Linked DNA regions of Mus musculus: region 1 is linked to region 2. A link is a loop called in an ENCODE intact Hi-C map of the cell type or tissue named here. Cell type or tissue: left cerebral cortex. All regions are shown on one strand. Each heading gives the region's core, and the rest is flanking DNA. Links, peaks and the distances in the headings are about the cores only. Region 1 has its middle 32 kb from the start of Gm23860. Region 2 overlaps Tox (thymocyte selection-associated high mobility group box).

The links. Hi-C counts contacts between places; a loop is a spot of excess contacts. Peaks named below come from ENCODE experiments on the same cell type or tissue, not always from the same donor. Only the 100,000 strongest peaks of a DNase experiment are listed, where the experiment ranks them.
Region 1: a loop joins it to region 2, with 3 times the contacts of the local background. A loop is called at or near these places in 4 of 42 quality-filtered maps.

The regions. Positions count from the first base shown.
Region 1 is chr4:7,844,793-7,861,238 of GRCm38, reverse strand. No RefSeq gene overlaps it. Among named protein-coding and RNA genes, the nearest start is that of Gm23860, 32 kb to the right of the region's middle. In left cerebral cortex, for the core only: a CTCF peak has its summit at 7,690 (motif pointing right); DNase peaks (open chromatin) are centred at 7,686, 8,327, 8,837 and 9,443; H3K27ac peaks cover 2,346 bases.
Region 2 is chr4:6,807,880-6,824,325 of GRCm38, reverse strand. Tox (thymocyte selection-associated high mobility group box) reads left to right here. Exons shown (of 9, transcript NM_145711.5): 3 at 1,179-1,421. Among named protein-coding and RNA genes, the nearest start is that of Gm11802, 120 kb to the right of the region's middle. In left cerebral cortex, for the core only: a CTCF peak has its summit at 7,042 (motif pointing left); DNase peaks (open chromatin) are centred at 4,040, 7,031 and 7,316; H3K27ac peaks cover 170 bases.

The DNA.
Region 1 (16,446 bases), core at 3,380-11,379, 1.0 Mb before region 2:
TGTGTGTGTGTGTGTGTGTGTGTGTGTACATTAGTGTTGGTGCCTATGGAAGTCCAGAAGAGGGGACTGGATCCCCTGCAGCTGAAATTACAGGTGACTTTGAATGTGGAACCCTACCTTGGTCCTTTGCAGAAGCAGTGAGCCCTTCAATCACTGGACGTTTCTCCAGAAGCTGCACTCCCTGTCCCCAGTAACAAAAATAAAATCTATGGATGATTTTGAAGATCATGTATTCTTACCCATGTGCTCTCACCTTTTAGAGGTGAGGAAATGTCACCAGGGATGGAAATGCTTCTTAGCATCTTCATTTGGTATCGACAGAGACTGGATCCTGTGTCTCGCACATTCTTCACTTGTGGACACAGAGTCTCCTTCCAATGCTATGCACATCAACTTATCTCATGGCTATGCCAGGTTTTTCTAATGGATAAAGTGAAGTATTTTTTCCTTGCCATTAGCTGTGTCCTAAAGCTTGTGTCTCCTCTTTCACCCGGGCAGTCCCAGTGTGTCCCTGTTATTCTGGTTGCTAACTGTTACTAGTCTGTATTCTTGACAGTAATCTGTCTTCAAGGCAAATGATAGGCATTGCCAAGACCTCACAGGCAGCATATGTTCTTCCTTTCCAGTTTGTTCACTCAAATCCGAGCTATCTTTCAATGCTTCAATTCCAGTGGCGATAGAACCCTTCCTCAGCTCCATAGCAAGTGGTTTCTTCTCAGATGTCGTCAGTCAGCCTTTCCTGCCATATCATCTGGAACATTCCATAGTTTATTTCAGTGTTTCCTGAGGGGACCCTGCTCTGCTTTCTTCATAGTCTTCTCTAAGGTTTGAGTACCTACAGTGAGGGATGTCAACAGGATCTCCCAGTATTGCAACAGCTCCTTACATCTTTATCTATTTCCAACTTATCTGTCTCCTAGAAAAACAACCTTCACATCCTCCAACACCACTTATACGCCATATCTAAGATTTTGAGGGTTCACGGAGGTAAGAGGTGGTTTTGGTTTATTTTTGTACCCTTTCTCTATTGATTATCACCATTAATTTGCTTGCCCATGTCCCCCATAGCTACTAGGACAATAAATGATATAAAAGAGTTATGATAGGTGTCTGATATAATGTAGTATTTGTATTATAAACTGGAAGAAATGGAGAGAATGGAGATACTAAAGTTAAACTGAGAAGATGCCTAAACTTATTAGTAAGCCTGTCCCTCTCTCTCTATTCTTATATCTTCAGGACCAATGCAAGTAACAAAGTGTAAAAGGAGCCAAACAAGAGAATGAAGTATTCCCACAAACTCCATGTCATGCTGAGCTACAGAGTTAGGGAAAACCAAGGACCCTCCTGTTGGTGACAATGACCAGGCTTACAGTTGTTGCCGTTCTTCTTCTTCTTCTCCTCTTCCTCTACTCTTAAGAATCATAGCTAACACACCCTCAGTGGCTTCCTGGGTGCTGGACACTTTAAGTTTTTATGAGTTACATAAATGCTTTCCAGGAATCAGTAGCTATTGCTTTTCTTTGGCAGATAGAGAAGCTAAGACAAAGATGGGCTGAATCACCATTGAATTTAGACAAGCAGGCATGTGGATTCAGAATCAATCTGAACTTAAGCAATATGATGTCATTACCCCTACTACCACAACACATGCTCTTTGTCTTTCCAAGACTGATGGGGTCAGTTTTTCCTGACTTGGGAAAATCTCTCATAGTTCTGCTTGTTTGCATTCACAGGATAACTATGTGTTGAATTTACAACTATGCATTTCTTATATTCTTCAAGGACTTCAGTGATATCTGGTTATTTTTGTTCCAACCCACAGAGGCAACCCACAGTGTGTTGGTTCAAAAACCTGTACAGAGAGTGTATCTTGTATGATCCGTAAAGAGGCAGGGGGATGAAGAAGGTCAAAATACTTGTGCTCCTGACCAAACTTCTTGGTTTCATCTTGACTACTGTCTTAGTTAGGGTATCTATTGCTGTGAAGAAATGCCATTACCATGGCAACTCATATAAAGTTAAATACTTAACTAGGGCTAGTCTACAGTATCAGAGGTTTAGTCCATTATTGTTATGGTGAAAAATATGGTTGCCTGCAGGCAGACATGGTGCTGGAGAAGAAACTGAGTTCTACATCCGGATCAGCAGGCAGCAGGAAGTGAACTGCTTGACCTTCTGAGACCTCACAGGCCACTGCCTAGTGACACAAACAAAAATCACACCTATTCCAACAATGCCACCCATACTCCAACAAGGGCACATCTCCTAATTGTGCCATTCCCTATGGGACAAGCATTCAAACACATGAGTCTATGGGGACCATTCCTCTTCAAATTACCAGAGACCAGCTACTTGTTAACTGAGTCTATACCCATTGTCAGACCAGTAGGGGGGCAATAGTAGTACATATCTCAGAAGGCTACAGAAGGGGTTTGTTGCATAATTTTCTTGATACTTAGACCTGAGCCCATCTTGAAATCAATTTTAATGATGATGCAAGTGAACTGTTTCTAAGACACAGAAGAAATTGCAATCATTTTTGGTTTCTGATTATAGATAGAATTCTAAATATACACTAGACTGTCATTGAGCAGATGAGCAGAAAGCACCAAGACCCAGGCTTGAGCAATGGATTATAAATTCTTGTTTTGGCTTCCTGCTCAGACGTCCAGGGACTTTTAATATTGGACAACTTGCTCAAATCTCTCTCATGGCTTACCTTACCTGTAACAAAATGAAGAAAGAAAATTGATCACCAAGGTTCTGAGTAAAGTTCTTGCAGTGTGTATTTCATGTGATGAAGAGACAGCAGGTTTCTTCAGGGCTTTCTGTCTGATTTTCCTCCTTGCCTATTTCAGTCTCACCATGCTCAAAGTAGCTTGGATTAGACCATGCCACTAAATATCACATGTGAAACAAACTCCAAAGACACTTTGAGCAATAAAATTAGAAAATAAATAAACAAAGACTACTCTACTACAGAGCAAAAGGTATATCTGTCTATTTTCCTCAGTGACATTTAACTATTAAAGGGAATAATTCTGTTTTATTGGCCCCTTTAATCAGTGTGGTGTGGCCTTTACAGGATTAATCTCTCATTCTTTTGCTAACTAATTTACTCTAATAATGTGCTAAGGTGGTTTATGATATAAAAACACCTTTGGGTATTGGGCTTTCTGTAATAGCTGGAATAAAGCCATTATAGTTGGATATATAGAAGGAGTAAAATCTTAAATACAAATTAGTAACCATGGATTGTAGAGAGATTCTTTATTTCAATATATTGGGAATTTGACTCCTTTCTTTGGTCTCTCTCGCTTGCTGTAATCGTTCAAGGGCTTCTACCTTTAGTTGCTGTTCATCATCTTTTCTTCTGCTATTTTACACATTTTCTTTTGCTCTGTATTAAACCAAATTAGAGAGAGTCTAGCACAGACTTGGTATTAATTTTTATGTAGTCCCACAGAAGCCTCCAAAGCCCATACCTGCTCTATTCACCTCATTAGATGGTGAGCCCAGGCAAGCCAACGTGGATGTGACTGTTTATTCTAAGAATCTAATTTGAGGAGCTGCACATAGTGGGTGATTAAGTTAGGGGCACTAAATTAGTGATGGTTTCCTTCTGCACTTGAATATTTTAAGTATTTATATTTCATCAGGTTTAGGTGGGGAAAAGTGTCCAGTCTGCAAACACGAGGAGTATTTTTGGTATTGTTCAGTAGTCAGGGCTCTCTGAGTCAACTAACTTTAACTTCAGAAACTCCAGTCACCCTTTGAGCAGCTTCCAGGACATTCAGTTAGTTCTGTGGTTTTCTATTTCATTTCTTAGTCTCATCATAATAGAGAGAGCACCAAATGGGTTGGGATGTTCACATAAACCAAACACCATTTTAAACATTTTGCATGTTGACATTTCAACCATCACAACTCTGAAGCAGGTCTAAGTGAGACTCTTACATTGAGATCTTGGAGTGCTGTGCATGGATTCTGTCTCAGGTGTTCTGGATAGGAACCAACTTAAGTCCAAAGATGTTAATGCTTCAAGTGTCTAACTGATGGGCTTAGGGTTCTGGACACTTTGCCCTTCGTTTCTCTGCATATTGTGTCTTAGTGATCACATTTCCCATCACCCCAGTAGTCATCATGATTACACGCTCCTTATTTAAATGTTCTCTCCTCTGATTCCTCCTCTGCTAAACTCCATCTCAATGATGTTTGCCTCACACTTAGCACATCTATAGTTTCCTTAGGATCTTCTTCCTTCCAATGCTAATCTTCCTTCACCTATGGACCAACCCTACCTCCAACTTTACATGGCTGAAAGCTTTCCTTTCCATCCTACAGTTATCCTATCCTATCCTATCCTATCCTATCCTATCCTATCCTATCCTACAGTTGATCTTTAAGTAGGTGTAAAACAGCAAATTAAAAAAAAAAAGTCCATCTTCTCTCTCTAGGTTCACACCACAACCTGTGACCATACCCATCTTTCTCCACCTGTGGTCCCCATTATTTCTCTCTGGTTCATTTTCCATGTTGGAAAAAGAAGCACCAGAATATAATTCATTCCATCGTTTGCATTTGTTATTTAAGTGACATCAACTTTCAATCTTTGTCTCTGAACAAAGAGCAATACCCAAGATTTTTCCATGGTATACAAAGGCCTATATTATTTAACTTCTTATTTCTATAGCATCTTGTACTAGTTAGTTTTCTAAAGCAACAGAATCGATAACACATCTCTGTCTCTGTTTCTGTCTCTCTCTCTGTTTATGTCTGTATGTAATGTATGTATTTATTTAAAAAAAAAACCTCATGAAGCTAAAAGACAATGGGGGCACAGGAGGAGGTGGAAAGTGTAGTATAGGATAGAAAAGGTGTAAGTGCAGGACTCATCCATGTTTTCCACACACAACATGACTAAAACATATGTGAAGTCATAAATGCCATGGCAGCATACACAGGATCTGCAAGGATTAGAGTCAGATAGAGCTCTAATACACAGAGGGAAAAGTGGCCATGGGCTCCTACCTCTAGTGAAGAAGTTATCTCCAATTGACACCTGAATACAGAAGAAAAATCAATTTTCTCTGATGGATTCTCACTGGTTATATTAACAACATTTCTGTCTGGTCATAAATAGATGGCCCACACAACCAAACTCAATGGTCTTTTTGTAGGAGTTTGTCTCATGTTTTGTTTGATTTTATGTTTATTTATTTTGTCTTATTGGTCTTTTGCTTGTATATTTTGGTTTTGTAAATTTTTGTGTATTTTAAAATGTATATGTGTGTGAGTTTTTTTCTGTGTTTCTGTTTTTTAGATTGCTTTTGAGAGAGGGGGGTGACTTAGAGAGGCAGGGAGGACCTGGTAGGAGCTGAAAGAAGGAAAAACCTTGATAAGAATCTATTGTATGATCTTTTTCATTGAATAAATCTTCATCTATGAAATTCTCAAATCATACCTATAAAGAAGGAAAAATGACAATTTTATAGAAAGGTTAATTATTCCATTCTCTCTGATGACCTTTCTTATGTTTTTGGCTATTACTAGCCTCACTCTTACTCCCTCCTTGAACAACAGGATGTTCTTTGATTAATTCCAAGACTCTCTGGCTGGTTCTCAGCCACATTCCTGCTCATATCGCAGCAGCTGGCCCCCTCACTTTGTCTTTTCACACTGGCTTTCTTGTCAGCGTGGTCATGGAGAGTTTTGGGGAGAAAGCACTTGGCTATTTATGCTTTGCAACTCTGCAGTGTAAACACATCATTTCTTCATGTTACCAGTAATGTTCTCATTGTGAAGTCCAATAAATTCTATCATAAGAACTATGCCCAATGGCAGGTCACAGCATTTTTAAACTCATCTATTGGCTTTTGAGAATGCAGACTTCCCTTTTCCTTGTTTTTTTTTTTTTTTCTAGCTCTGTGATCAACACTTTACTGTTTAATTCATGAATATCTCTGATTTCCCTGTCTCATTAGTGTTTATTTTTCATACTTCTTCTTGCCCATTGGACTTTCCCTTTGTGCACTCTTTCCTTGGAGTTTTTACTTACTTCTAACACAGCTTAGTCTTTTTTCCCTTCTATATTAGTTGTACATTTCAGCTTTAGATTTTAATTCATTATGATCCTATTAACACCTTCAGCTGGTCTATCCATTGTCTTCAACCTCCTTCCTAGAGGCTCCCAGATTGTAATACATAACAGCACACAACAGCTACCCGATGAATGTTTATTTTGCTATACATGAGCACCCACCATCTAAATTCTACATCGATATGATAAATGATCACTGAATGCTGGCCATAGTCTCAAGCAGGATCAGTTCTGACTAATGCTTACCAACCTTTATTAGGTGTGGGTCTTCCTATTTTTACCGTTAAATCTAGTGCAAGAGACACACATTGGTTTTATCTTTTGAGACAATCCTGATGAAACATCATTTTTGCTAAAGTTATTGAGACAGACTCTAAGGTCCCACAGTGCTTAGTAAGAGACAATGGAGTGGTTGCCTAGCAATGGCTGTTGCAGCTCTGAGAAGAAGGAAGAGAGACAAAAGTGTGGTGATCTTACTAATCCTAGTCTATGAGATAAACACTTGTAGTATGAATATTAATCAAAGCCAAAATTTTGCTTCCTGGCTTACAGCTTACACTTTCATTTTAACTAACATCTATAGTTGTTTATAATTCCTAATATTTTGCTTCAGCAAATTCCTTATTCTTCAAGCAAATCTTACAAGTTTTATGCTATGATTATTTCCATAATTTCCTAACCTAGAAACATAAAACATCACCCCACTGCTCCCCTTTATCTTCTCTAATTTCCATTCCCTGCAAAAAAATAAAACAAAACAAAACAAAAAAAAAAAAAACAAAGGCCTTCCTAGAACATCTTAATCCACAACACAGGCACCTGGTGTTCTGGAAATCAAATTGTCTCAACTCTTCATTTATCATTTAAACACACAATTCTTTCAGCTATATCTCAGGATATTTTGACTGAACTACTGAGTGCCCCTTGTGGTATTGGTTCCCTTTATTCTTTGTGGTATCTTCTGTTACATTTTAAGGGAGTCCTTTTGCCTATCATATAAGCAACCTGCTTCTGTTTGGCTGTTTTTTTGGGGGGGGGGTTGTAGGACTCTTTGCTTAATACATTATCTTTCTTATAGCAGGAACTCATAAGAGGTTTTATTTAGTTATTACGTAGTCCAGCATATGTTTTATTTATATCATTGTATTTAGTCTGTGTAAAACCCACAAGGTTTAAATATCTAATATCAAAATATACCAATACTATGAAGTTTAAAAGGAATGAATAAGAAACAAAATGTTTGTCCAAAGCAAGCAATGTTGATAGTAGCTGCTGGACATTTGGTGCAAATGAACAGAGGAGATGCTAAAGGTCTCACTGGAGAATGCACTGAAATGTCTTTTTCCTTAGATATTCAAACTCTGTTAGTCAGAAGACTAACTTGGGAGTGGTCATATACCTCTGTCTCTTCTTAGATAACTGCAAAGTGTTCATGAAGAGACCCAAAATTTCTAGAATACCTTCTAGAATCTATACAACATGAAATATGCAAGACCGCCAAAGGTCTGTGTGTGTGTGTGTGTCTGCCAGATGCCCTGAAATACTTTGTAAGGTGTAATTTGACTGCAGCCATCATGGATGTCCACTTGGGGGCACCAAAATGATGCCTCTGTTTTCTTTATTTCTCATAGCAAGATTATTTTACAATGATTCTGTATGCAATTATTTTAGTATGAGGACAAGTTGGTAATGGTTTATATTTATCATTTATTCAAGCAGCTTGATTTTTAATGCCTGTTATCTCTCTATTAATGAACTAGAAACCAGTTGCTTCCAAGAGTGGGTAATGTCCTCCTGATGGGTAGAACATTGGGCCAGGAAACAGCCAATACAAGAGCCAGAATAGAATCAGAGTTTCAGGGACCTCAGAGGTTAAAACCTGACCTCCTGCTAATTCACAAATACCCTCTGCAATGCCCCTGGCAAGTAATCATCCCCTTCCAGGTCTGGAGGACTGCTGGGTAATTGAGTGATTAAGCAAACTGCTTAGAAATACATTACAGAATCATAGGATAACTGTGTAGAAAAGGACCTTAGCGATGAACAAGCCAACCCTTGACTCCAAGAATTGGGCTAGCAAGGTCAAGTGGTTCACTCATGTCTGAAAGTTAGCAGAGCAGCTAAAACTACACTTTTGAGTGCCTGAGTCAGACAATTATGCCAGCATAGTTAGTGCTCCTCTGTTTGTTAAACTGTGGTGACAACCGTGAATAGAAAATGAGGAGAAGCCATTGCACAATGAGGATGCTGGACAAAATATTCTGATTATAGAGTTGTGGCATGTCCTGGAAGTGGAAGGGAAGGAGTCACAATTGGAAGTTCAGTTAGAAATTAATCAAATCAGGCAATGCAATTCAATCCAAATTGTGTCATGCCCAATAATAATAATATTTTCAGGACCACTTTCAGGAAGAATGGTGGCAGAAACCACCAGATTTGAACAAGAATTATTTATCTTCCCAGTGATCTTGTCTTGCTCCCAGGGTTAGAAGAATTCACTCGTTAATTCACACTATTCATTTGGGTTTCACTTTTTGGTTCATTTTGCCAGGCTTATCTGGTAGATACAAGTAACTTTAAAAATACATGTATCTCCCCGTTGAACTGCAGTACTTTCAGCTGTAGCTCCTTATTTGAACAGCTTGAGGACTAATTTGAATCGCACTTCTCTTGTGGGTGTTCCAAAAGCTTGTGCTATCTCAGGGAGTTGCCTTGTGGAGACATTAAAGATGTTTTTTAAATGAAGCACATCAAGATTCGCTAAATTACATATGGTTTGATCTAGGAAAGGACAATTGGAGACTTCATTAAAATAGATTTATTCCAACTTCATGTATGGAAATAAATTTTCTTGTGATAACTTGGTCTGTGCCCATCCAGATTGTAGCATTTCCCTAGTTTCTAAATTAAATGTTTCTACATGTGAATCTTGGCTCTATATGGGCATATATTAAAAGGCTTAGTCATCATTATTTTAAGTATCCCAGAATTGAGTCAGGTTTCTCAGGAGCTTTGCAGCTTAGTCGCTTGCTTTGATTTGGTTCACTTTCAATTATCTTCCCTTCCTCTTCTCCTGTGTTTCTGCTTTTAAAAAAAAAATATCTATTTTAACTTTAGGTAAGAACTAAACTATCTTCTGTTGCATAAATCTTGGTCTTCTCTGCATTGTTGCCTTTAAGTGCTGAGCCTTTTTCTAGTAGAAGGGAGAGATTCCTACTTCAAGGGGACAGATTTTATATACTATGTCATTTCAATAAAGAAATATAAGGAAATTTTTCTTAGATTGGCTTTTAAATTGGGAGAAGCAAGTGACAAAAAGATTCATTATCTTATCTAGTGTCATCAAGATGATAAACACTAGAGCTGTGGTTTCATGCTGGGCTTTTCTCAATCTGAAGCCCAAGGGTCTTATGTCATATCAAGCCTCTGACATATGCTTGGTTTAGGTTAACACCAGGCCTCTTAGAAACGCAGACAAACAAAACCACACCTACCTCACAATTCACCAAGAAATATATATGAAATACTTTATACTTCCCTTTACAATGATACAGTTCTGCTTTTTATTCAATTGATCTACTGTTATTTCTTCCCAGTTTTGACTGTAGAAAAGCATGATAATGGCTAACAATGAAAACTCAACAAAGCATGTTATGTATGCTATGGTAAAATGTAAGAACACAATCACTAGTCAATGTATGGATGAGTGTAACTTCACTCAAAGAATAACAAGACTACTGCATATGGATTCCAGCCAAGTGTCTTATCCATTTCATAGAGTAACTAGATCCCAGTGGGAAGTTACAAATGTTAAAGTATACAAAATGGTCATTACTACAAGATGCTTTTGGTTACAGCATGAACATGTATTATGTTAATAATGGGTCAACAATTTTATTTTGAGTTTGAGTTATTTTATTTTGTGAATTTGTATTAATTTTACTTTGACCAGTCACTTACTAGCACAAGCTCTTCAGCCGGGGAACTTGACTCCAAATGAGTCTTGAAACTATAATTCTGACTGAAGCAAGAGAACCATCATCTCCTCCAGAAAAGCCTGAAACACACAAGAAATTTAATGTGCCGAATTTATCAGCACTATGTTCATGCATGATTTATTCTAACAAATAGATCTTTGATGGTTTCATCTGTTTGTCTCTTCTAGAATAGAAACATTTTGGAGGCAAAAATGCATCCAAAATGCAATTGCATCCTTTATGGCACTAAGGCACAACAGAGATGGAATGCACTGAACACTGATTGCAGTTTTCTACCAGGTTGCATCTGTGGAAAAGCTGCATGCAGTGTGTACTGTAGTTCTGTCCTACTGTAACGGGCATCAGTCCCTGTCAGAGCATCCCCCACACCCCTACATACATCTACTTTCATCTAGAAAAGGTCCTTGGACAGAATAAAAATTTTAAATTGCAATTACTATTTTCCTATTTAATGCCACATTAATTAAAAGGGATCTATCTGCACTGTGTGTTATCAATAAAAATAATCTTGCTAATAAGCTGGATGTCTCTGAAAGTTTATATGTGTGTCCTGGCTTCTGATCACTGTACTCCACTCAAGATCATATTGGTTTTCTTACACTGTCCAGGCAGAAGTAACAGAGTTCTGCCATGCCACACTTTCTCTGACACTCCACTTGCCCTGGACTTCAGGAGGTAATTGCTATGCTTGTTTAATGAGGTTTCAGAATACAAAAGATGCCTGTTTAGCAATTTTCTTTTCTGTTGTTTGGGAACCATAAATGGATTCATTTCCAGATGCAGAAAGCAGCATCTTGTTTTGTTTTTTTCTGTCTTGTTTTTTCTGTCTTGTGTTGGTGGAAGTCCATTCCCTAAAGACTTCATATTGAACTCTTTCTTTTAAATTCCATTGAAGCCCAAATGGGAATGATTGCTAGGTTTTCTTTTTGCCCATTTTAAACAGGGGAAATACACCCTATCTTATTTTAAAGAGCTAGTAGTAGCTTAGCTAACAGGAAGAAGCTGAGCCCCTGAACTTGATCAGAAGCCTATGTGTGGAATAGAGAGAAGGCCTCAGACAATCCCTTCAATAGCTTTATTTTCTCCTATAACAAAATGCAGTCCTGCTCATGAGCCCACCTGTATTTCCCCTTCATCTAATAAACTGGCTAGGCCAGAGCTGCAAAGGAACATAGTAATATTGACAATGTTGCTGGAAATCCGTGTGCTTTAGAATGTATTAACTTTTGCTGCACTGCTGAACATATGAAGGAAAATTGGCTTAGCAAAAAAAGAAAATCACTTTACTCCAGCCCCCCTCTTTTTGCTGATGGGACTAAGTATAGCAATCAAAATGAATAGGACCTGATAGAGAAGGTGGTGTACTTGTCCGAGCTGAAGACGCCCAGTTTGACACACCCTCAGGCTATAATACATTACAGAGCTTCAAGAAATATCTGAGCATGTCTCAGGCTGATATGAAGGGAGCCACAGGTAAAACTGTTGTGAAATAAGCAAGCTAAAGGTGCCACTGAGGTTAATGTGATGGTAATAGTGTCCACACTAAAACAAAGTACGTCTGTGCCTTTGTTTATAATTTTAATGTCCACATTCACCAACTCTAACAATACATGCTTCGGCTGGGTTCTCAGGTCACCTGCTGGGGATAGATTGCATTCTTCTATTATTTTTTCATTCCAAACCTCTTAAGATGTCTATTAAAGAAAACATGCAGGAATTGGCTTGTGTTTTAGATTTACTTCTATGCAATTTCACAATAAAGGGATCTCATTTTTATCTTTTGTAAATTCCCATGTTGAGTTAATTTTCACTTAATAATGTCTTTAAGTAATTGCCAATTAATAGAACAAACAACACATTTTTATACATACAACTTTTAGGATATGGTAATTAATATTATCTAAAGTTAAAACATTCAAATAATCAGGTTATTGTGTTAGATGTCTTTTAAGCATTCACTTTTAAAAACTATTACTGTGTTTATACATATTGTGGGGTAAAATATAGTCAGTTGAGTTTAGTATACAATATGTGTCATTAGCCATTAAGGAACATTTTGATCAAAGGTACAATTATGTATTCTTACAAGATATGGTATTACACTTCTGTATATGTATGGCTTATTTACTGATCAAATCACAGGGATTGACACTTCCATTGTACACTGCACTGCGTGCTATCAGGTCTTCATACTTGGACCTCAAGTTCTAGGGTTTGAGCCATGACAACCACAGATGTTGCTGCTGTTTGCTGGGTGCCTGGGCTGGAGAGCAGGGTCCTTTGCTTCATCTCTACTCCAACCTCTTCATGCCAGCAGTATCCAGTTGGCCCCTACAGCATCCTTAGGGTGGTCCCTGTGACTCACTTTCTCCTGACTATTAACAGCTCAAGTGAATCCTAACCATTGGAAGCAGGAGGGAACTAAAAAATTAGTGTTTTAGAGAACAAAAAGGGAATTGTCTGAAAGTATATTAAACTGTAGTGCTGGATATTTGAGGTTGTAATTTCTGGCAAAAAAAAAAAACCTATATTGAAAAAGCACTGTAGAAATAAATGTAAAAGATGGAGACTATGGAGTGGAGCTTGCCATTTTGAAAAGATAGGGGAAGCAAAACTGTATGCCAAGTCACAGTAGTAGGATGAAGTCTCTGAGTAGAATTTTGGAGTAGAACAGTCTTTGTTATTCAACTTCTCTAAGTTTTTAAGATACCTTTTTCTGATTTCTTTTTGTCAAACCAGCAGTGCAGCATTGGTGTTAGTTTCTTTTTAGAGAAATTTAAGGATCAATGAGGTAGACTATGTAAACTTTGTGATATGGTGCCAATCACAGCAAATCCTCCTGAAATATTACTGCATTCACTTCCTTATACCAGGTACAATTAAGTTAGCCTCATCAGCTCTCATGCTAAAGGACCCAGGTTCAGAATTTCTGAGATGAAGTTCTTTGCCATAGCGTGACACCTTTGGTGGGAATCAAATGGGTCTTCTACAGTTCCTATCTTACCACCTGCAGCATCATTGTGAATAGGAGGCCCCTGTTTATTTGGTGGCATGCTAGCCTCAGGCACTAATAAGCTTGAAATAATATATAGATAGGAATTGTATAAAAAATGTGTCTTTTTAAATCTCGTGCCCTTTTTTTTCTGACTGCCAGCTTGAATGCAAGTAAACTGCTTATGGAAAAAAAAAGATTTATTCTCAAGGATGCAGGGTGCTTTTCCCAGAGCTATAACCATTGCTGTAAAAGCCTCAGGATGAGGTCATCACTCAAAGTCTGTTAAGAGTAAACAGAGGCAGACGTGAAAGTAGTAAGGACAAATTTCAATCAGTGATATGTTCACGCAGCAGAACAGAGGGTCTAGCTTGAACTAGACTCAGGTTTGACTTTTTTCAGCAATGGTTGGATGTTTGATAAATGATGAAGAAGGAATGAGATCAATCGGCTCCCATGGCATCAGAGAAGAAAACACTAGAAAGGGAAGTTGTGGGTGACTGGTGCTTAGGGAGCCATCTGTTCTCTCTGATTTGCCTTATCTATAGCAGACTTCTCACCAAATGTACTTTCCTTAGGAGTTGGCTGGAATAAAGAAAGGCAAAATGCACCAACGCGTGGATACTTCACTCCTCCCTAGAATATGGAATAAAATATCCATGGAAGGAGCTGCAGAGACAAAGTTTGGAGCTAAGACAAAAGGATGGACCGTCCAGAGACTGCCCCACCTGGGGGTCCATCCCATAAGTAGCCACCAAATGCAGACACTATTGCATATGCCAGCCAGATTTTGCTGAAAGGACCCTGATATAGCTGTCTCCTGTGAGGCTCTGCCAGTGCCTGGCAAATACAGAAGTGGATGTTCACAGTTATCTATAGGATGGAACACAAGGCCCCTAATGTAGGAGCTAGAGAAAGTACCCAAGAGCTGAAGGAGTCTGTAACCCAATAGGTGGAAAAACAATATGAACTAATCAATACCCCCAGAGCTCGTGTCTCTAGCTGCATATGTAGCAGAAGATGGCCTAGTTGGCCATCATTGGGAAGAGAGGCCCCTTGGTCTAGCAAACTTTATACGCCCCAGTACAGAGGAATGCCAGGGCCAAGAAGTGGGAGTGAGTGGGTAGGGGAGCAGGGCAGGGGGAGTGTATAGGGGACTTTTGGAATAGCATTTGAAATGTAAATGAAGAAAATATCTAATAAAAATGTGGGAAGAAAAGAAAAAGAAAATGCAAGTTAAAAAAAAAAGAAAGGCAAAATGCTTTTAGTGTCCACAGTTTTTGCATACACACCCTTTAATGATAGGAGTAGTAAGATTACAATGGAAAGCTCATTATATTGTTAGGGAGTATATTAGTATTTACTCATATTTACTCATGTTTTTATATTTTTACCTCCAGTGTTGGGATGGGATTCATGGCCTTGTGCATGCTAAGTAAATACTCTGCTCCTGGATCCTGTCTAAGTTTTTATAGGTTGTAGCTGGGACCCACTGAAGAAAAGAGTCTAGAAGAAACTAGCAAAAATTTGCACAAGGAAGAAATCTTTGTCAGATCTCAGGTCTTTAAAGATTTCTGTCTGTGTTCTTTTGTTATTTCCATTTTGTGTTGTATGAGAAAAGAAACCTCAAGAGTCTAAAGGCATTGATTCACAGGAGAAAATAAATCAAAGGTAGTTGGTTTCCTCAATGTTCTTTAGTGTTATCAAATCCTCAATGTTCTTTAGTGTTATCAAATGTAACACAACATTCTTCAACTTGACCCTTCTTTGTGAATTTATTAAGAATGGGATAGAATGCTACCAGACAACTTGTATTTGTAATGGAATAGTAGACAGAATTCTAAGTGGACTTGATGGCCTTCTAGACCATTATCTCCACACTACAAATTATGGAGTAAAATGTTAGAGGTGACAGAATTGCTGTAGTTGACCCAGCCAGAAAGGAGGAGAGCCAGTACAAGTTCCCCAGCTGTACCACCTAACTGCACAGGCTACATGTTAAGTCATTAACATCACTGCAATACAAAACAAAGCCTTGATTTCCTCATCTTAGAGCAACTGCACACTTTAATTTCTTATGCTATTTTCATAAAGTGTTTTTTCTTCCCCAAACAGGATTTCTAGAAAATAAAGACCCAACTCCAAATAATTTAGACTGTGACTCTCTCAGAAAACTTAAATGCTTATTTGTCTGTCCAAACACTCATTTTGTTAATTTTTAAACACTTATTCTTTCATAATTTGATGCTTATACACATGATGTATTGTGATCACACCCCAACACTGTCCCCTCTTAACCTCCTCTCCCTTTTGCAAAACATTTTTCCCAATAACCATTCCAAATCATATTGCTTTTCATGCGTATGTGCCTCACTCCTTACATGAGCATCTATGGAGTACTCTTTACTTGAGTAGGGGAAACTTAGTCTGGCCGCATCACAGTGTTATGATGCACCTGTGACTACTCACAGAGAGGTGGGACCTCAAGCCCACTCCCATCTATGACGTCTGCTGATGGGTTCAAGTAAGTACTGCTGCTGTGAACTAAGGTCCAATGACTATTTCATCTAAAAACAAACAAACAAAAGTGTTTTAGTGTTTTACTGCATATTTTCTCATCAAACAGACCTTACATTCTTTTTGTCTCCTTTTTCTTATCATTCCCTGAGCTTTGGATCCCTCCAAAGCTGATCAGATGTTTTGTTTAGGACCGGGTTCTCAACTGTTCTTTAGTCTTAGCAGTTTGGACACCTATGAGTCTCTGCATTGAGCATAATCTACTATCAACAGAAGGCTCTCTGGCTGACAATGAGCAGCACAAGCATATGTGTATATAAATGAATATTTAGAAGGCAGTTAGCACCATGTCCATTTAACAAACTAACAATAGTAGTTTTCCCTCCATGAGATGGCACATGACCTCCCAGCTATGGAGTTTTGATGAGGTTCAGTACCAGACATGAATTATCTTCTGTGGAGCAATCCTCAAAACCAATCAAGACAGAGTTGGTTAACTCCACAGCACTCATACCACCATTGCATTAGTGGATACATCTTGCTTAGCAGCTTGGTATTGTAGACCTTGCAGTTTATAACAGAAGGTGGGCAATAACTTTCCTCTTTAACAGCCTGCATAGTACTTTCAGGCACTATGAAACCTAGCTGTTAGGGATAAAGCTTCCAGGTTAGTTAGTTCTAGTTCCATTACTCTCCTTCTTGTAAGGGAAGTGGATGCTCTCTTCAGAAATAGGTGTTATCATATAATTGTGGTGGACAACCAAAAGCAATAGCAATAAAATCATTTAGGGGCCTGTGGTCCTCCTTCTCAACAACTCATGGGGGAGTATCCTATA
Region 2 (16,446 bases), core at 3,847-11,846:
TGGCTGAACACTCAATGAACAGCGAACACTACTTTCTTTGGCTCCTATACTTTGCCTGCTCGCTCGCTCGTTTCAAATTCTGCACACTGTAACCAGCACTGTACAATTCGACAAGAGAATCTTTGTTACCCATGCACACAAACATTGAAGGGCCCTGGAATTTGAAAGATTGACTTATAGGAATACTCCGGGCCAAAATGTTTCTTTTTATATCATGACACCTGTTTTACAAAATAAGTTCTTTCTGGCCCTGCACATTGATTGCTACAATGTTTATTCAACTCTTTCTAACATTTTCAGCTTTTCCCATTTTCCCTTCTTAAGCAGGCTTGTCTTTATATAATCTTGCTTTTTTTCTTCTTTTCTTCCTATTTTCAAGCTAGTTTATAAAAGAGAGCCTCTGACATATTAATGCTATTTATCTTACTCATTAACTTTTATTTCACAATTAGTATTATAGAATATTAATGTTGTTTGTGTCTTGCACCATGGAAGGGACTGAATTTAAATAGTTGCAGTGTTATCAGCCTGTGGGGGAAATTCAAATAACTGTTTACAGAAGTCATGAAAGTAATCTTCACTTTTATTTTGATGATAAAATGTTAATGGTAAAATTAGCATCTAATGGCATTTTAAAACCCCCCAAACTTTCATTGAGCACACCCTTAGGCAAAGACTTCCCTTACTTCTTAAGTAATAACTTTTTTCTTAATTAGAAGCAGATAGGTTTTTTTCAAACCAAAAAGCAACCGCCCCAGCGTTCTGGAATTCATTTTTACTACATCCCATAATCTAAGCAGTAGGGAGTCCTATGAAACATGTTTGATCAAACAATTTTATAAATTGTCTTCCTTCCTTACAATTCTCATGGGGAAAACAGGTATTCAGCTAGAGTAATACTGTAGAAATGTTAATGGGATCTTTGAAATCTGTTTGAGTTCAGCTTCCTAAGAAAACAGCTACAGAGCAGAGGCAGGTTGTATACCTAAAGTGAATGTCTCACAAGCACTTTCTGTCATGCACAAGAGAGACAAAGCTCTGGGGGTGGTCCCAGTGTTTGAATGTCCTAGCCAAATCTGTGATGCTGTTGGTAGACATTTCTATTAGGCCGCTGTGTCCCGGGGTTTGAACAACTAAGAAGTGGATGCTAATTATCATCTGTGTTGCTGTCTTTTCAGTCCTACCCTGGACCAAGTCTGGAAAGTGAAGATTTTAACATCCCACCCATCACGCCTCCCTCCCTCCCTGACCACTCTCTGGTGCACCTGAATGAGGTAGAATCCGGTTACCACTCTCTGTGTCACCCCATGAATCACAATGGCCTGCTCCCGTTCCATCCACAAACCATGGACCTGCCAGAGATCACGGTGTCCAACATGCTGGGCCAAGATGGCGCACTGCTCTCCAATTCCATCTCTGTGGTAAGGATGGGCATGTCTGATTGTGGTGGGCATGAATGTTGCAGGAAAAACAAGGGTCAGCTCTATTCAACAATCTGAAAATTGTGTTAATGGGCTTTTAAACCCAGAGAGAAGTTTTGGCTACAGCAATGGCTTTGTAGAATATTGGAAATTCCTTACGTCATTTTTAGTTTCATGTTAATTACTTGTGTGATTGCGCATGATTGTCGGAGTACTAAATCCTGTTGATGACACTGTTAGGAAAAACAGCTTGCCAGATTTCAGGTAAAAGGTAACAATGACTAGTGTTATTTCTAGGGATGTGTTGGGTTGCTAGCCAAGTAATATTCCTGTGTCTTCTAGGGAGTGGCTGCTGTTAGCTTCACTGTTGTCCTTCACTCTCTGAAATCCTGCAGATATATTTACACACTTTGTGGGTTATTTTGTTTGGTTGTTTGGCTTTTTTTTTTAACTCTTCTGTTTTGGAAGTAGAATTCTGTTCATTGAAATATCTCCGTTAAGATGTCCCAGTCTGGGGGATGTTCTGTTACTTTGAGGTATCTAAAGATGAAGGATTTATCCCCTAGAAAATTAGCAACAAGCCACATTCCTGGACCCTCCTGACAGAGTCTGGGCACCTTTATTTCTAAGGAACATCTCATAATTGAGAAACACTGGCTTATCTAAAAAGGCTTTCACCTTTATTGTCATCTACAAGTTTAGCTTTGCTCTGCACTGCAGGAAGGAAGGAGTCCAGCCTAGGGAGGACTTTCCATCATGGTCCAGAGCCCACATTACAGGCTAAAAATGCTTTCCATTCCTACTCCTTGGATTTCATGGGTTGACCAGGAACAGCCCAACCATTGTCATTTTCCTGTTTAGCACTACCATAGACTCACAAGGAATGGACAAATGTTTCTGCCTTCTGAAAATATTGCATAGTACCATTCAGGCTGGTGTGCATATAGTTGTCTCTATTCTGTGTAAGTTCATAAGAGTTTCCTGGTAAACGTGAGTATAAGGGATTGGCATGAATACAAGGAGAGTCAAAAGACACCTCAACATGGCTTTCTGGGAGACACAGTAGATAAGACTCAACTGATCCTCTGTATGTATGGACTAGAGAGGAAAACTCATTTGTAGTGTTAGGGGTCCAAAGTGGTACCATCACTAGCCTGTGTAGATTATATTCCTCCTAGAAATCGAATTTGAATATTTAAAACTATATGTAAATGTGTAAGCCTGAAAAAATGCATACCAACATCATCACCATCTAAAAATTTTTATTTGTGTGTATATATATTTATTTTTATGAGTGTGGGTGTTTCCCTGCATGCATGCCTGTGCATCCTGTGTGTGAAGTGCCTGAGGAGGCCATAAAATGGCATCATATTCCCTGAGACTGTAGTTACAAGAGCATTTTTGTTTGTTTGTTTGTTTGTTTGTTTGTTTGTTTGTTTTTGATATTATGATCTTGACATAAGCCACATGTATCTGGTGGCCATTATCTGGTACATATCTAGGGAGTGATATGATTAAATGCGTGGATTATTTTCAAGCTAGCACTTCAATAGAGAAAGTAGATGTTGAGGTGAAATTAGCTGTCCCTGTGGCAATCTTCCAAGATAGATTCTAAGACCCACAATTTCCTAGACTCTAGTGTCATAATACAAGTTCCATAAAGTTGGAAGCAGCACAGGCTGTCTTTTGTCTACCAGTTGGAACAAAAAACCTTTTTAGTTAATACTCTTCCCTATCATGTGGTGTTTACCATAGCCCACATGTCTGAAAGGCTCAGATAATAGATTAATAAGAACCATGATGCCTTAGTCACTTACAAACTTCTGAGGAAAACCAATAGTTATGAAAATGAGAGAGAAATACAAAGTAATTAGAGTCCAAGAGAAGATCAAGGTCTACTTGTATTGAGCATATATACTCAGCAACAATTCCTACTGTAGAGATTACTTACACACACACACACACACACACACACACACACACACATGCACACCATTCCTTTCTTTGAAGAAGACTGTGTATAAGGCTACCTCTCTATAACTCATAATACTTTCTGGCAAAAACTAAGGTTCTATTCAAAGAACGAGCTCCTGCTCATAGGTTGACAGCTTGTGAAACTACTGAAACAGCACACACATGTTCCACAAAGCATCACAGAGGACCCCCTCCCAAATACCTAAAAACCTCATGTAGCAACCAGAAAATCCATGGAAAAATTAAGTGAAAAGGAAGAACTAGTTCAGCATCACACAGCTGAACACGTGCTGCAAAGCATCCTAGAGAACCCCACACGGTCTGCAAACCTCATATGCCACCTAAAAGCATCACTTTAAAATTAGGTGAAGCAACCATACCAATTCAGTGGGGTTGCCATGCTCGAAAACACACTTACAAATAAGGGAGGCTTTGATTAATGATGCTAATAGCTGCAGAAATCAGATACAGTGGGCTTCACAAACCTGTTCGTCTATGGCTCCTTTGGAACGTTTAAAATGCGTGACAGAGAGAATTTTTCAGAGTTAAAATCCTAGAAATTATAATGTTCATTTGGAGATCTCTCCGGAGCTTGGCCAGAATGCATGCAGCAGATTAGAGAGGACAGTTGCAGACTGAGTGAGGCACTTGCTGCGAGTTGTGAACATCCCACTGTTGGAAGCCTGTTGAGATACACAGACAGAATCGGCTAGCCTTCACTGTGTTTCCCAGAAACTTCTCAATGCAATACAAGGAGCCTGTTGCTCTTAGAACTGTGATCGTATCTTTGCATGAGCATTTTCCCATTCTAGAATTTTAGTGTTTGGGTGAACTAATTAAAGAGATGGCAGTACTTTAATTCATAGTTAGAAAATGAATACATTTTAGACATTGTGATGCTTACTATGAATTTATTACGTGTTATGCATTTTACTCTTTGTTATAAGTTATAATGCATAATGTTTAGTGAGATTGTATCTTAAAGTTAAATTTGCTTGTATGTATTTTGTTTTCTTATTCCTTCTGGCAACAGCAGGGCCAGTCTTGCTGTTAACAAGCATCAGCATGGTAGACACAAAACATTTAGGTCATAGCTAAAAACCTTTATCTGTGTGAATTATTAGTATCCCCGTTTTACAAATGAAAAATGGAGTTTTAGAGGACCCCAATGATTGCTTGGTAGCTCAGCCAGTAAACATTCTAGTTTCATTTTCTGGGGAAAATGGGGACAATGATAGGCCTTACCTCGTGGGGTTAAAGGAATTTGGCAAATTGCTAAGACCATGCTGGCACATAGGATGCATTATGTAAGTTTGGTTAGGTAAAATGGTTTTCCCAAGCCTGTGCCTGTTGACACTTTCAAGAAGGTTAAAATGCACAAGAGTGAAGACTCTTCAAAGAGTTATTCATACTTTGATCCTTAATCTTCTTCACATCTGTCAAAATGACAGCACTAAGCCTGCTATTAACTAAAGAAGTCCTTTCCCTGCTTGGAGTGCCGTTGTATATTTCTGTGACTAACATTGTTCTCTTTGAGCTGAATTACCTCAGTTCAAATCCCGGGGCTACTAGCTATCTGCTGTGTGACCCTGAACCACTTAAATAGCCTTTCTGTGCTTCTTTGGCCTTACCTATCACATGGCTATATCAGGGTATGGTACACTAGACCTGTAGTCCCAGGTACTTCTGAAGCTGAAAAAGGAGAATGGAGACATCTGAAAGTTTGGGGCCAGCCTGTGAAATGAAATGCCATTTCATGTCTTTTAAAATAATAAACATGAAATTAGGAGGACATAATACAATCTTGACTCCCACAATGTGCTAAGATTAGAACCATCGAATGGTACCTGATTCACAGCAGGTTTAAGTCTGTTATACTAGGATGCCTTTCAGCTTAAATATTATTTTTTTCAAGAATAGAAAATGTGTATTGCCTTCTAAAATTTACCAAAATCCTGTACAGGGTTCATTTAGTACACATAAGGTGAGGGTTCAGCTTTTCAAAATTTTCCTCCATTGATCTATTTATTGAAAATTCTTGCTTGTGCTATTTTATGGTCCGTTGGGCCTCCTTACCCTGTAGTTATTCAGAGTTCCAGCAACAACTTAGATTTTGGCACTCCTGAAAGATTGCATATTCTTAAAGTCCCTCTGTTTCAAGACCAGGCAATGAAGCAGGTAGAAATTCTGTATTACACACCGCTGGAAGGCTGCCAATTAGTTCTCATTCTCTAGGTTTAAATTCAACAGACGTTCATGACCCAATATGCAAGAGCTCCAATTTCTCAAAACTCCCCTGAGTTGTTTTGATAGTAGGGAACTGATTTGTCTGCACTTCCTGAGAACTGGAGTCTGGTTAGAAACACAGTGAAGCAGGAGTGTCAGATAAGCGCGTTAACCACCAGCAAGCCTTGCATGCTCTGAACACCAGCAGAGCTGGATTTGCTCAGTGGCACAAGCTCAGCTCCCTAGAGTAGAGAGGGGCAAAGGTAAGGCAATAAGGCAGACTTGTCCTAGCATTTCTCTTAAGTGCATTTCTTATAAAAGCAGTCTTGAACACAAGATCCTCTTTCCACCCACAACTGCCTGGTTGGTGGCTCTGATCCTTGCCAGGTCGGCAGTTCCCTGATTCCTTCTGAGACCACACATGCCTTGTCAAGACTTGTCAAGATTGACTAAACTTGTCTACTTTTGCTAATTACTAAATTAGTTATTTTTCTTGCTGCCTTGACAGAATACCTGGCAAACACAATGTAAGTGGGGGGACATTTATTTTTGTCTCATAGTTTGAGGGCACAAGTCCATTGCAGTGAGGAAGGCCCAGCTCTGGGAACACACAACTGTGGTCACATTGTATTCAGGGAGGAAACAGAGACATACCTATGCCTACTCAGTGGTGTTCTCCTTTTTATTGAGGACCCAAGTAAATGGAACAATACCGTGCCTGGTATCGTTCCAACCTGTAGGCCACTACCCCTTTGTGTGTGTGTGTAGGGGGGGTGGTTCACATATCCCAAATATCAGATTTTTACATTACAATTCATAGCAATAGCAAAATTACAAATATGAAGTTGTTAGGAGTCATCGCAACCTGAGGAACTCTATTAAGGGGTTGCAGCTTTAGGAAGATTGAGAACTGGTCTAGGGTGCTGTCTGGTAGGTGAGTCTAGATTCGGTAGCATTTTGATAATGAAGTTATTGATAATGAAGATAATCACAGTTACTTAACTATCACAGTGACTTTTCTTTACTGTTGCTCCTACCCTGTGATTGTTAATCTTCTTCTGACAGAGTCTTAGGCTGTAGCCTAGGCTAGCCTTCAACTTGGAAATTTCCTTTCCAAGCACTGAATTAGCAGGTGTGTACATTGTACCTGGCACATTTTCTCGTTGTGGCTTTGGCCATCTCAATTTTTTAACTATTTTCCATCAAAGGTCAATCACTTGTAAAGATATTTGAACGATGGCTAATGTCATTTCCTGTTACAAAGGAAGTGGTGGGCGTGCAGAGATGGTTCAGTGGTTAAGAGCACCGGTTCCTGAGGACCTAGGTTTGATTCCTCTGCACCTACATGATAGATCAGAGCTGTCGGGAACTACAGTTTCCAGGGAATCCAGTGCCCCCTTCTGGTTCCATAAGCACTGTGTGCAATGTGGTACACGGACATGCATACAGGCAAAACACCAATACACATAAAATAAATGCAATCTTCTTTTAAAGGAAGTGATGTGGCATTGTGTAGATAGTTGAGGTTTTTTCATGTTGCTAGAAACTAGAAAATTATTTTGGAAGAAAGTAAAATAAGAACATGTCCTAGTAAATATTCATGACTTAAGAAGAGGTTTTTGATTTCTGCAAATGAAAACTAAGCATCCTTCTTTTGCTCCTCACCGGGATAACAGTAACTGCTGAGCTTAATCAGGAATTGGTAGAGGGGAAAAATGCAACCTTGTATAAAGTTATCCAGGCTGTTCAGCCTGGCCTATATGTGGCGATTGCTTGTTCTTTGTGCCGTCAACAGAAGCTCTTTCATACAAAGAAAAACCGTGCGAAGTTTTCAAATGGCCTCACAGAAAGGATTCATTTAGAAGCCTGGCTTTGTGGAGTGTAGTTTCTAATGGCACATTATAGAAAATTTACAATGAAAAAGGGCAACAAAGGAGATTTCAGTTTCTTTGAATGCTTCAAATTTCCAGTTCTGGAGTTTAAAATGGAAAAAAGATGTTAAAAGGCAATAAAATTGGGGGGTTTATTTCCCAAATGCCTTCTTTTTTCCAAGCAACAAAAGCCAGCATAATGTATATACTCAGACTTATTGTCATTTGCAGCATGCAGACATGGCACGCTTGGCATTCAAAGGCCACTGTACAACTGTTTTGACAACCATCACTTCAGTAGGTACCATGCAGGACTCATGAAATGGAAGCAAGAGTGCTCCTCTGGGCCCATGGGGAGCACAGTTCATCAAGGAGTTCAGATGGATGAGAACAGCATGAGTTTCTAATAGGTTGCCATTATGGGAAGGGCCACTGACGTATTGAATAAGGCTCCTTTCAAGGCCAGGCAGAAAATATGATTGCAGACAATTTGATTGCTGTTTTTTTTTTAAAGTAAATATTTTCAAAAATCTTGAGGTATTTCTTTCCATGTAGTGCATAAAGTGTGTAAGAGTGAGCAAGTGGAGCTGAAGCCCTCTCAGGACACATGGGACTAAGGATGTCACCCCATGTCTGTAGGGAATAATGAATGCATCCGTTTAGAATGGAGGTGATGCCATAGAGGCTCGTTTCTTTCTCTAAAAAATACAAAAAGGGCAAAAAAAAGTTGTTGCCTACCATGACAGGAGGGAAATCATGCAGATAATTACTTAGAATTATGCCATAATTTGTTAAAAATTATTAATTTACAGTATGCCCACACACATAAATTATTTTTTTTAATATCACAGAACAGTCTTCTAAACTACTTTAAATACTATGGAAAATGCTGCCATTTTGTTCCTATATTTGCCCACAAGTCTTTGTTTTTGTGCTTAATTAATTCCCAATAAAACCAAAACCAAATGTGTTTGCGATTAAACATTAGGCTCTATGCAGCCCCTTCTTTGAATATGGGATTGATAAGCAGTTCTATGGCCTGTTTGTTAATGATTTGGGTTATCTTTTAGTGCAATGATAAAATATTCCAAAGTAGAGCTGTCAGTAATAGGGTCTGGAAAGAAGCCAATTTAGAAACAACACTTCCCTTTGTACACCAAGCAAAAAGTCAGAGTTCTCTGGGGTATGGGCCTTGTCCAGTTTCTTCATTTCCAGAACCCACATTAATCTCCACTTCAACTCATATGTAGTAGAAGTAAAAACACTGTAATGCCAGTTACATGATCTGCTGAGAGCAGACATAGGGACTACTCCATTCAGCCTAGACAGTCTGGGCAGCCATAAACCTAAAGCAGTTGGGATACGTGATTTCCTACAGAAGAGCCAAGATTCTACAGCTTTCCTTGGTAGCTTGTTTGTGTTTGATTAACCTTGTAACACCGAGTTAAATTGCAGTCAAAGATTTAGAGTCCTTTCAGGAAATACCTATTAAAGTTAACCCAAAATCTTTTATTGCTGTTTCTGCCTATGTTATGCATTGTCCCCACCAAAATGCTTGAGTAGCAGGTAAGTTCAAGGATTTGACATTTATTGAGCCTTTCTAGAAGGTGAGTTTTACCTAGGCAAAGTTAGCCCAATTTCTTGAGCTTTTCCTCAAAGATCTGTATTGTCCAAACCCTAAATCAAATTAGCTTCTTTTTAATTATTTCTTTTTAATATTCATAATCCTAGAGCATGTTGACCACAATGGAAGGCAGAGCTGCAGAGATTACAGAATAATTTCTGAGTTTTGAAATTGTATTTGCCTCCTCGTGGCTATTCTATGGGGTCTTTAATGGCATCTTGGATTGCTGATGTTTTCATTTTTGATTCATCTATCACTCTTATCTGTTGTGTGTTTCTCAGCCTTGGTATCTGCCAGCAATATCCCAACATGTGTTTGTCTAACTCATTTTGCATCCTAAAGACAAACATTTGGGAAAGCCATTATAGGGCGGCTCTTCAAGGAATTCCCCCTCACACCTTACTCCCATTGGGCATCCACAGTTAAATAGCCCTTAGCAAATAAAGAAGTAAGAAAATGGAGTTACACAATTACTGTGGACAAACAGATTTCTAAGTAGGCTCCTCAAAAGGAATTGGCAGACTTGAGCCAAGCTTTCTCTTCCTTCCTGGAAACTTGACGTTAGTAGAATGCTTTCTTGCGGTGTTGTGGGTATTTGGGAGACGCAGCAGAAAAGTGGGATCACAAATAGAGATGAACAAGAAACAGAGAACAAAAAATGAGGCAGGAGTGGAGCTCAGTGATAGAACCTAAGGCCCTGGGTTAAAGCGTCCCCAGTGTGTACATATACATGCAACACACACACACACACACACACACAGAGAGAGAGAGAGAGAGAGAGAGAGAGAGAGAGAGAGAGAGAGATTGAGAGAGAGAGAGAGAGATTGAGAGAGAGAGAGAAGTGAAGAAGAGCAAATTTTGAGAACTCCTCTGGAGCCCCGAGTGCTAAATGTGGTGGCCCTGTATAAGGTGTAGTTCTGTATGTAGTGGCTGCATCTAAAACGAGGCTCCTGACCTGTCGCTTGCTCACTGTTTTGGTTTAAGAAATGTTCCTTTCTTAGGCCCACTTAAATAATAACAGAACAAGCCAACAATTTGGAACCTCGCCAAGTTACAGATTGCTTCTTTGTGTCCATTACCTTGCTGAGCAAATCTCAGGACACACCCTGGCCTTGGCCCACTGTGGGATGGGCACAGTCTTATGAACCACTGATCAAGAAGATACCCACAGGCTTGCCTCCAGTCCAATTTGGTGGAGGCATTTTCTCAATTGAGAGTTCCTCTTCCCAAATGACTGCAGGTTATGTCAGGCTGTCAAACAAACTGATAACAGCGAACCCTAGTGAGCACCAAACACTATTTCAGGCCAGTGTATGAATGAACCCAAGGCTTCCCTTTGCAAAGCTGTTCCCCCCAGGTGCCTACAGGGCCACTGCTGCTTTCTGTGAGGTCCCAGATGTGGTCTTTTCCTCAGCACCCACTTGCGACCTCTCTCTGAGAGGGAATTCAAAGGATATAAATATTTGTTTTGTTTATTTTGTTTCATTCAGTAGGCAAGGCTGGCCTCAAACCCCGATGCTCCTACCTCAGACTTTCAAGCAATGAGATTATACGCATGTGGCATGATGCTCGGCTCAAACTCTCCAGGGTTTAAGCACACATAATAGCAAGTACCATGTGGTCTAAATGCATTTCATTAAGCCAGTTTCAGCCCTAAATATAAACTCAGCTTTGTAATCTGTACCAATTACCACTAGTTACTCTAGCATACTACAATTAAATTGATGTGTTCATCAATTTATTACAGTGAATATTGATCCTCCTTTTTAAATGAATGTTTTTATTTTCTGAGGAGAGAAAGTCCTATGAAGAAATGTTATCTACAAAATTATGACTTCGAAATGCACTCATTTCTGCCAGGTTCTCCCCAAAGTCTCAGGCAAGGGGCCAAGATAAGAAGGCAGAAAATGTGTGTGTGTGTGTGTGTGTGTGTGTGTGTGTGAGAGAGAGAGAGAGAGAGAGAGAGAGAGAGAGATTTGCCTGTATGACCAACATTGAATGTCTATTCTCTATTTCAAAATGATTCTGCCTTTGATTTGCCATTTGCTTGGTTTGCTCAAGTGGATTATTAGCATTAAAACATTGCACCATAAACCCATTTTGTCATGGAGACATGGAAGCATTATTCTCAAATGGGTTTCAGTATAATGAAAAAGTCTCATTTCAAAACACTGCTTCCTTCCTTCCTCATTGACTATTCCTCTCCAGAGCACACAGGAGGGTTTTAAGAGCAGGTTGAGTTTTCTATTACATTTTTCATTCTTTTCTTTCTACTTTAATGTTTTTTCTCTTCTAGTTTGTTGTGGACAAGAGTTACCGGGGGAACACAAGACTCTTGGTCTTTGGGTATTAACCATTTCTGTTCTCTCTGCCTGCAGCGGAACATGCTGCATAGCAAAGAGCTGTAGGGTTTGGATATTTGTTCAAATCACTAAGATATGAGATTTTACTCTCCTATTTTTGATCCTTTAAAATGATACAGACATTTTACTCATCCAGAGAACAGATTTTTTCCTGTGCTTAATAAGTATATTGATAAACATGTAATCATAAAACTGTTAGTCAAACATCCCTGAGTTTAATCATTGTACAAATTCCCTAGGTAAGTAGATATACTTAGAAATAGAGTATTTAAATGGAAAATACTAAACTCCTGTTTACAATTTAAGCTTGCATTCTAGTTATGATAGCATGATACTTTATCAAAACATGTTACATTTCAAAAGTGTTATTCTTCAGCATTTCAGAGTTTTATTTTCTGTAATAACAACCATCATAATCTCAAATAAAAAATTACTCAACCCTGAGAACATATTACACTGTGAAAAAATTTCACATCTTGTATTTCAATTGTTTATCTAATCACATTCTCTACTAAATAGCACAGATGACTAATGGTTTCCAAACAGAGATACGACCATCCTTCACACACTGAAACTTGCAATTTGTGTGAATAAGACTTCAGTTCTGTAGATGGTGATTTTCTTAAAGGCTCTTGCTTTAAAAAAAAAATGCTATCCTATTGAGGCCACCAGAAATTAAACCAAGCAGGCCTAGAGGTACAGGCCAGGCAGTTCAGACACAATCTGTAAGGCTAAGGCAGAAGAATTACAAATCCAAGGCCTGTCTGGAATACAATTCACACACAACTGAACACTTAGTTAAAAGTGAAAGAAGAGTGCTGGATAAATAGCTCAGTGGTGAAACATTTGCCAAGAACATGTGAGGACCTAGGTTTAATCCCAAGTTCTATGCCCACACATAACTCAATAAAGCTCACATCAAGGGCACAGGGACCCCTGAGGAAGATGAGGCAGAAAATTCGTAAGAACCAGAGGGCAGGCAGGACATCCAGGAAAGATGTCATTGTGTTCAACAGGCCTGAAGCACATATGAACTCCTAGAGACCGAGGCAGCATGCACAGCCATGCATGGATCTGCATTAGGTGGGGTCCTGGAGCTGAAAGGAGAAGTAGGCACGTGCCCCCATCCCTAACCCAGGATCTTTAGTATTATTCCAATTAATAATTACTATGGGTAGGCGGCATTCCCAGCAGTACATGGCTGACAGAAAACGAGCTCCTCACAGTCTTTGGAGGTTCCTCATCTTGTCATGTCATGCCAGGACCTTTTCTTTGCCTTTTTAAAAATTATATCCTTTTAAAAATTCTTTTATCTTGTATTTTGGGGTTTTTTTTCCTCTTTTTTTTTTTTTAACCCTACAGGTTCTTTGCATACATATTATGGCTTCCAGTTTTGTATTTTTTTTCTGAGATTCCTGAATGTTCAAATATCTGTCTCTACGTCTGTTCCATATGCCGTTTCTTGGGCTCTTTTTCTTCTGTTTCTTCTGTCCAATTATAATCTGTTTTTTTTTTGCTTTCTCTAATTTTGTTTTGTTTCATTTTATTTATTTCATTTTATCACTTAGAATCCTGTTTGTTTTCTAATAAACAAAAAGAAGGTGGCTCTGGTTGAGAGGGGAGGTGGGAAGAAATTGGGAGGAGTAGAGGGAGGGGAAGCAATAACTAGGATATATTATATGGGGGGATCTGTTTTCAATAAAAGAAAAAAGGGACCATTACTGGGGTACGGTTGGGAGCTGGAGGAGAGTAGCAGGTTACACAGGATCAGATCTGGGGAATTGGGAAAAACGAGGAGGCTCTAGTTATAGTAGAAGCAAAAGGTAAATACAGAAGAAGGAGGGGAGGCTAAAATAACAGTAGCATTTCTGAAAATGTCATAAAGAGTTAGAGTACTAATGACTTCCAAATAACAAAACTGTAAAAGTTAAAACAAAACTCCCAGGAAAACTATTAGCATTTTATAGCATCTTATTATTATTTATATACAATAAATTTATACATAAGTAGTGGAGATTATATACAATAAATATTATAACTAAGTAGTGAAGAACTAAGAAAGGAGAAGCAACAGGCTAAGGAAGTTGCTGCAAAGTGGTTATCCACCGCCACGCTGCCTTTGGGTAGCAGCTCCTTGTTCTGTGCACTGTTTTATGTGCACAATCCATCTGGTTTTGCTTTCCCCAAAGCAACCTCATTTATGATTATAGCAATGCTTGAGACTGGACAAGCAAATGGCAGGACAATATTTTCTTTCAAATCATGGTTCACTGTATCATTTCTTCTCTTCATTGGATGTTTGGGGTGTCTTAATGTTGCCTCAGATATGCTAGGTGTTATTTGGAGCATATGTTCAAACCTAGGAGGTGACAATTCACTTGAGGGGAGTGAGAGTTACATACACAAACCATGGGAAAATGTGGGAGCACAGGAGATCAAAACCTCAAATATGGCTGAACACACTTTAAATTGCCAGAGTGCTGCCTGTGACAGCGGAGTCTGAGAACAGAGAAAAGGGAGATGACATACAAACCTACATTTACACCCTGTCTCGCATATCATTATAAGTGTCTTAGCCCAGGCAGGCAATTTCACCTGCTCATGCCTCAGTTTTCCCTTCAGTAGCTGGGCTTGAGTGCACATGTATGCGTGAAGCCCTAGAAGCAACATTAGACAAACAGCAAACGTCAGGTCGATGGCTCTATCACCCACCCATGTGCATCTCCATTTCTGACAGCCTAGGTTTTCTTACACTTCCTCTCATTCTTCTATTACTCATCTTCATGTTCCATGAAAAATCCTGTAAACTAATCAGTTCCCAATTTTGAAACATGTCCTCTTGCCAGGTATAGCTTGGATCCTGAATGTCCCACAAATGCTCACATGTTAAAGCTTGACTAGAAGTCTAAGGAGTTCTTGGGAGGCTATGGGGTTTCTACGAGGTGGGACTTTGTAAAGGAAGATCAGGTCCAGGGAACACAGCCTTGAAGGTTGATATTAGGATCCTAGCCCTTGCTTTCTTTCACAGCCTCCATGAAGAGAGCTGTTTTCTTTGCCACACAGTCCCCATTATTCTCTGCCACAGTAATAGAGGCAACATGACCAAGTGAACAGAAGCTGAAATAAGCTTCTCCACTTTATACACTGGTTATTCATTACCATGACAAGGTGGACAGCTATCTGGCCAGATGTGAGTCTACGAGTTCTCCATTAACCCCCCCCCCCCCCCCGACAGCCACACCAGGTGGTAGGGACTGAGATTCTTACCCAGGGAGCAGGAGGTATATCCTGGGCGGGGCAGTTGGCCAGGACATAAGCATGTCCTCGGCATTTACGTCTATCAGAGCCTTAGCTTCACATGTGGTAGATGTAGGAAAAATCTCTTCTGTATTATGTAGGTGTGGAAACATCACCTGCTGATAAAAACCTGATGGTAAATAAGCTAAGGCAGAAATAGAAGGTAGGACATGAGAGAGAGAGAGAGAGAGGTAGGACATGAGAGACAGAGAGAGAGAGAGAGAGAGAGAGAGAGAGAGAGAGAGAGAGAAACTGGGAAATAAGGGCAGGGGCAGGAAATTCTCCACTTGGACTTAGGGGAAGTTGGAAGCATGAAACTGAGAAGTAACAGCCATGTGGCAGACACAGAATAGTATAAATGGATTAATATAGGTTACAAGCTAAAACCTACCCTGTGGCCTTTGCATTTGTTCAAAAATAAATAAGCCTCGAAGTTGTTATTCAGTAACTAGAGTGCAGGTGGAAAAGCCCACAGCTGTGGAGAGCAGTCTGGTGAGATTGCACTGAGTCCCCAGGAAGCAGCCCTGCTAAAGTTGATGGTTTGGCTGCTGGAGTGAAACTCACCATGCCAATCCACATGTCACACATAGTTCTTCCCTTATATATTTTTTCTTTAAATAAACTCACATTTTTTTTTACTTTTTATTAGATATTTTCTTTATTTACATTTCAAATGTTATCCCCTTTCCGAATTTCACCTCTGAAAATCCCCTATCCCCTTCCCCCTCCCCCTGCTCCACAACCCACTTACTCCTGCTTCCTGGTCCTGGCATTCCCCTATACTGAGGCATAGAACCTTCACAGGACCAAGGGCCTCTCCTCCCATTGATGACGACTAGACCATCCTCTGCTACATATGCAGCTAGAGCCACGAGTCTCTCCATGTGTTTTTCTTCAATTGGTGGTTTAGTCCAAGGGAGCCCTGGGGTCACATTCTTCTTACATTGCTGAAATAATGAGTATGTAGGAAGAGGGATCCAATACTCCAGTTAGACAAGAGAATGCACTTGGAGTTCTGCCTGGGGGTGTGGATAAATCATATGATTTCTCTGAGTCGTAATTCTTCTACCTATAAAAGAAGTGATATAAAAGGGTGATAACAATAATATTTAGGCTGTTTGGTGGCTATAGCGATTAAGATATAAGAACGTGGTTTCTGGCACTTCAGGGCTTACATGTCTTCTCAACAACATGTATGGTTCATTACTGTTGCAGCTGAGGACTACTGACCATGCTCCCCCATTGATTGAAATTTTCCCTGTCTTCTGCAAGGAAGATGATACTGTTGTCCCCAATAGCAGCAGATTTTGCTCACAGGCAAGGTCTCCTCTAGCAATGCCTGAGGCTCAGGACTTGGGATGGAGCCCAGTGCTACATAGCTATAGTTGACCAACTATAAGGGAATACTTCCCCTCCATCAAAGTTTAAGAAATTTAATCAAGTACAAAAGGCGTCTACATTTTTTTAAAGGAAAAAGGAGGAAGCTCTAGGCAGCTTGCCTACAGTTTTACTATGGTTTCTGGTATGTTCCTATCAATTATAGCTTCTCGAACACTCAAATATTCTTTACAACAGAAAATGTATTAAAAAGCTAAAGAAATAACATTCTGTGGATGAACTTGAACCAAATATTCTTCATTTCTACCCGACAATGATACAACTGTGGCTAG